Regions from separate parts of the Mus musculus genome. Here region 2 is linked to region 1. The links are chromatin loops, found by intact Hi-C in ENCODE. Cell type or tissue: gastrocnemius. All regions are shown on one strand. Links, peaks and the distances in the headings refer to the core of each region. The heading gives the core; the rest is flanking DNA. Region 1 overlaps Prkdc (protein kinase, DNA activated, catalytic polypeptide). Region 2 has its middle 4.3 kb from the start of Snai2.

Region 1 (2,882 bases), core at 1-2,500:
TCAAGTGAAGTGCTTGGTGGACCAGGCCACAGACCCCAATATCCTTGGCAGGACTTGGGAAGGATGGGAGCCCTGGATGTAAAGTCTGTGGTGTCACCAATCATAAAGCATTCTGTCTCCGAGAGGACCTCCTAGACCTTCGCTGACAGCAGTATATTTCTGACAGACAGAGGAAATCTACTTTATGGTGCTGGCGAGATGGTCAGATAAAGGCATTTGTTACCAATGCTAATGGCCTAACTAACTTCAATCCCAGAAACCCATATTGGAGGCAGTGAACCAACTCCAGGAAGTTGTCCTTTGACCTCCACACATGTAAAAAATAAAGAATATGACAAATATTTCTTCCTTGTTTCAAAGAATCAGCTCTTAATTTCACTGATTTCTTTGCATTTCTTTCAATTTTATTTCTTTAATTTCTGCTCTGCTCTTGATCATTTCTCCCTGTGTTCTGTTGTTGGGTGAGGTGGGTGTTTGTGCATCATGGTACATGTGTGGAAGTATGTACATCCCATGATGATTTGATCCCATGATCAAATTCAGATCATCAGGCAGAAGCATTCTACCCTGTTTGCATCTCAGATTTGTGTGTGCATGTGTGTGTCTATCTATGTCTGTGGGACCTTGAAAGGCAGCCTGTTTTCTGGTCGAGCTAGGTTTAAACCCCAGAGACCCAGCAGATTAGTCTTCAAGGGACGGAAGGAAGTTTGCCACATGCTCCCAGACACTAGGCTCCTGACAGGAGGCCCCAGCTCCATAATTCTGTGGCCATCAGTCACACAGGCTGTCTGCATTCCACCCCCACAGTTACCTGGCAATAGCCAGGTATGTTCCTCCCTACAGTTACCTGGCAACATCCAGGTAGGCCAGCCCACTATAAAAGGGGCTGTGCAAAAAAAAAAAAAAAAAAAAAAAGCTGGGCGTGGTGGCATATACCTTTAATCCCAGCACTGGAGGCAGAGGCAGGCGGATTTCTGAGTTCAAGGCCAGCCTTGTCTACAGAGTGAGTTCCAGGACAGCCAGGGCTACACAGAGAAACCATGTCTCGAAAAACCAAAAAAAAAGGGGGGGGCGGGGGGGCTGTGTGCCCCCTCCTCCCTCTCTTACTCTCTTGCTCTTACTCTAGCCCCTTGCTCCCTTGTTCCCCCTCTCTGTCCACATTCCCTTCTCCCTCTCTCCACGTGGCCATAGCCGGCCTCTACTTCTCTACTCTCTCCCTCTCTCTGCCTTTCTACAATAAATGCCTGAAAACCATGGACTGTCTCTTCTCATCAAGATTCACCATGCTGCAATGGAGCAGGTCTTCCACTAAGGAGCGGAGCCTAACCTCCCAAAGGAGGCCTCCCTGTGTACCCAGCTACTTCCACCACCACCAAGCCACCCACTGAGCAAGCCACTTGAACAAGCTAAGGACTCTCCTCATCACCAGCCAGAGTTCTCACCTCCTGCCCTTTAACCTTTGGCCCCAGGCCAGAGCCTGCCCAAGGACCCCCACTCTGTTCTCAGCTCTTCTGTGATGGCATCAGCGGTGTCCAAGAGCTAGAACCTGCCATCCTCAGCCTCCATGCAGGCCCAGGGACCCCGAGCCAATTCTGGCAGTTCTTCGGGGACCCCAGACTTAGCTTCCAGGTCTCAGGAGCGGGGTCCTGCGGCTTCTCACAGCCCGACACCCAGCCCAGCGGCGGCTGTGTGGGGTCCAAGCAGTCAGACTTCCCGTGTCCTGCTTCATGCAGTGGCCCGAGCCCTGGGCTCCACACGGCTCGACACGGGACCCCATTTTTAACCCACATTGGAAGTATGTCAATCCCACGGATCAAACTCAGATCATCAGGTCTGGCAGAAGCATCCTACTCTGTTGGCATTTCAAATTTATGTGTGTGTCTGTGTGCTCTGCTAAGTTTCCAGAGCTGCATATTTTGTTGTTTTTATTGCTGTTAGAACAACCTGTTCCTTAGTGTAAGTGTGGTATTTGAGTCACCTATTTCTGTGTTAGGGTTAATCTTTATGTCTAAAATAGCATTTGTTTTACGAAATTGAGTACACTAAGTTTTGTGCATATATGTTCTTGATTCAGTCTTAAACGCGTTCTCACGACCGGCCAGGAAGAACACAACAAACCAGAATCTTCTGCGGCAAAACTTTATTGCTTACATCTTTAGGAGCCAGGAGCGCAAGCCCCAAGCCCCAAAAACGAAAGGCCCCCCGCTTACATCTTTAGGAGCCAGAGCGCCAGCGCGCCAGAGCGCCAGAGCGCAGAGCGCAAAAGCGCAAGCAAGAGAGAGAATGGCGGAAACCCCGTCCCCTTTTAAGGAGAATTATCCTTCGCCTAGGACGCATCACTCCCTGATTGGCTGCAGCCCATGGCCGAGTAAAGGCAGAGTACATGTAGTGGAAAATTACTCTTGGCACATGCGCAGATTATTTGTTTACCACTTAGAACACAGGATGTCAGCGCCATCTTGTGACGGCGAATGTGGGGGCGGCTCCCAACAATTCAGTATGAAAAGACCTTTATCTCTGATAAGTTATGCTTTAAGTCTATTTGGCTTCAAATCCTGGTTTCCTTAGCATGGAATACCTTTGCTCATCCTTTCACTTTAAGATAGTGTCTGACCATTTTTTCAAGTGCTTCTCTGCCATTCGGTATTCCTCAGGTGAGAATTCTTTGTTCAGTTCTGAGCCCCATTTTTTAATGGGGTTATTTGATATTCTGAAGTCCACCTTCTTGAGTTCTTTATATATGTTGGATATTAGTCCCCTATCTGATTTAGGATAGGTAAAGATCCTTTCCCAATCTGTTGGTGGTCTTTTTGTCTTATTGACGGTGTCTTTTGCCTTGCAGAAACTTTGGAGTTTCATTAGGTCCCATTTGTCAATTCTCG
Region 2 (2,922 bases), core at 190-2,689, 1.1 Mb before region 1:
AGTAACAAATTATCTTTAGCCATTGTTTTTTCAAGGTAAAATCTGAGTCTTTCTTTGTCTTGTTGATCCTTCATTTGTTTAACTCACATATATGATTTGGCATAGAATCCTCTAGTAAAGTGTATTGAAAGTATACAAATATAAATTTCTGAGAAGATGAAGATAGTACAAAAGACCATACTACTTCCTAGTAAATAAAAACAAATAAAAGTAAATTTTTACACAAAAAGTAGCATACATGCCCCACAGTAGCTATGGTTACCTGCATGAAACCTCTACAAGACCAAGCCACTTAAAATTTTAGTATGGAAGGCGTTTATGGAGAAATGATCTTTACTAGGGACAGCAAAAGTCACTTTTCTTTAGAAATAACCAGTTGGCTCCATATTCCCGAGTGGATGGCCACACAAATGGGTAGAAGTAATTGAACTCCATGGATTTAAAGAAAAAAAAACCATGAACAAATAAATGAAAACCAAAAAGGAAATGAGGTCAGGAAGGAGATGTGTTATGGATGAGTTGGAGAGAAGAAATGGAGGGTGAATAAGATGAAGATATATTTATGAAAATATCAAGGAATGAATAAAGTATACTCACTGTTTAATATCAGTGTAATTTGATAAAGACAATTTGTGACTTTATTTTTTCTTCTAAAAACAAGGACAATATTTTATAGGATTAACAATATTTTATAGGATTAACAATTTGAGAGATGGTCACTGAAATAATGCATATAAAAATGTGTGGTATCTTGGCAAGCTCACACTAACCATCTGGGACTGCAGAGAAGGATCAGTTGCTTACAGAACTTTTTATTCTTACAGAAGACCTAAGTTCTGCTCCAATATCCATGTTGGGTGACTCACAAATCTCTATAACTCCAGCTCTAGAGAACTTGTCACTCTCTTCTGACCTCCACCGACACCTGTACGTAAGAGCACATACTTTCATGCAGATACAAAAGTTTTTTAAAAAGTAAATCTTTACTCAAAAAGAGGCTATTCTTAGCATTATCCATGATCATATGATCCTATAGAACTGAGTGTTGTCCGGTTCTATATTACAGCACTGTATTGGAGCCGAGCTAAGCTGGAAAAGGCATAAGGGTTGAAAACAACTCTGTGTCTATTACTTCATCCACTTCTAGATTTGGGATGGATGTGTGCATAGTATCCAAAGCCAGCCAGAGGTTATATAGTGAGAAGCTGACTCAAAATTAAAAATAAAAATATTTCTAATGTCTGATCATGCCAAAACTATGTTCACTTATAAAGTAACTGTAACTTGTGGTGCAATGTCACATTGTAAGTTTTAAAGTTAAGAACATACCAATAAATTTAAAACAATTAAGTTTATTTAAAATTGAAGTGATTAAAAAATTAGGATGTTTAATGTACAGTCGTGTTAACCTATTTTCCACTAGGTGGCAGATGTTGTCAAGAAGTTAGAGAAAAGAAAAGAAAACTCTATCACTTCCAAAGCTGACCAGTAGGTGTCTCTTTGCAACCACGTATCTCTGAGCCCGTGTATAAAATACAGGCAGGTATAACATTTTCCAGTCTTTCTTGTTCATTGGATAGATAGCATCATTATTACTCTGCAGAAGTATAAACCAAGCACTAAAGAGGTGAACTCGAGGTGAAGGACTATTCACATTGTCTCTACCCAGCAGGAAAGGAAACTCAAATTCTACAAGAGGAAAAAGAGGTTAAATACAGATGAGTAGCAGAAAGCACCCTATTAAATTTTTTTCTCAGGTTAAAGAAGACTTCCTATTTAAAATATCTCGAATAGTGCTGACCAAATGTGCAGATATTTACTCAACGAGTAGCATTCCTGCTCACTTCTGAGAGACAGAGAAAGTTAGTAGATAAGGAAGGGTCTGTCTAGTGAATACATAAGAAATGATAAAAATCCCTAACCAGGGGATGGCATCCCGACATCATTTTCATTGGTACTGTTTTTATTCCAAATTCAATAGGTGCAAGCATGCGCACACACACACATGCACACACACCTGCCCAGCTTTAACGACGGGAAAACATGATCTCTTTTTCTGTCTTTCTCTCTTTTCGTGTGTGTGTGTGTGTGTGTGTGTGTGTGTGTGTAATTTTTTTCCATATTGCAACGACAGTCTTCAATATACAATTCGAAGTATATAAGCAGAATACTGCATGGCCATAGGATTCTGCTAAATTTGCCTTTTATGCTAGAGAATATTTATCTAGTTAAATGTAAAGTCAATTAGTATGTGTAGGAAATGTTACTTCTATAATTTTAAGGGATAGTTTACTTTTTCAGAGACTGAGTTGAATTAAAAATAAGGAGTGAAAATATGTCTAAATTCATATAGATATATAAACATGCACAAACCCACAAAGGAAATTATACCACTGTCAACGAAGCTCCAGTTAATATTATAAAAATTTGTTCCTATCCAGCATATTTTAAAATTAATAGTATTTTGTAGTAGTGTACAGATACTACTGACTAACCCAATGACTTTTCATCAATTCACGTTCTTCACAACAGGTATTAATGATCCTGCCATGTGCTGTGCCTCCAAAGAACTATGGTTCACTTTAGGGATGGGCCCAGCACTATATGGGATATCCTATTTTTTCATGGCCTAGGTATTTCACTTGGAAATAGATTGACTTCATTTTCTTAACATAACAGACAGCTTCCATCCACTATCTTTCTATATATGTGAAGACCTACATGTGTATAGTATAAATACCAACTATTCCAACCAAGACATTTCTCTGCTGAAAGAATATGACCATGTCTTCTCTGGAAAGAAAGGAAGGAAGGAAGAAAGGAAGAAAGAAAGAGAAAGAAAGAAAGAAAGAAAGAAAGAAAGAAAGAAAGGGAGGGGAAGAGGGAGTGGAGGGGGAGGGGAGGGAAGGGGAAGAGAGGAAA

Evidence for each region. Hi-C counts contacts between places; a loop is a spot of excess contacts. Peaks named below come from ENCODE experiments on the same cell type or tissue, not always from the same donor. Only the 100,000 strongest peaks of a DNase experiment are listed, where the experiment ranks them.
Region 2: a loop joins it to region 1, with 17 times the contacts of the local background. A loop is called at or near these places in 2 of 42 quality-filtered maps.

What each region holds. Positions count from the first base shown.
Region 1 is chr16:15,841,894-15,844,775 of GRCm38, forward strand. It overlaps Prkdc (protein kinase, DNA activated, catalytic polypeptide), which reads left to right. Exons shown (of 86, transcript NM_011159.2): 86 at 1-346. The coding sequence ends at 82. Among named protein-coding and RNA genes, the nearest start is that of Mzt2, 20 kb to the right of the region's middle. In gastrocnemius, for the core only: no CTCF peak of the experiment used is centred there; a DNase peak (open chromatin) is centred at 1,549.
Region 2 is chr16:14,700,075-14,702,996 of GRCm38, forward strand. No RefSeq gene overlaps it. Among named protein-coding and RNA genes, the nearest start is that of Snai2, 4.3 kb to the right of the region's middle. In gastrocnemius, for the core only: a CTCF peak has its summit at 1,467 (motif pointing right); no DNase peak of the experiment used is centred there.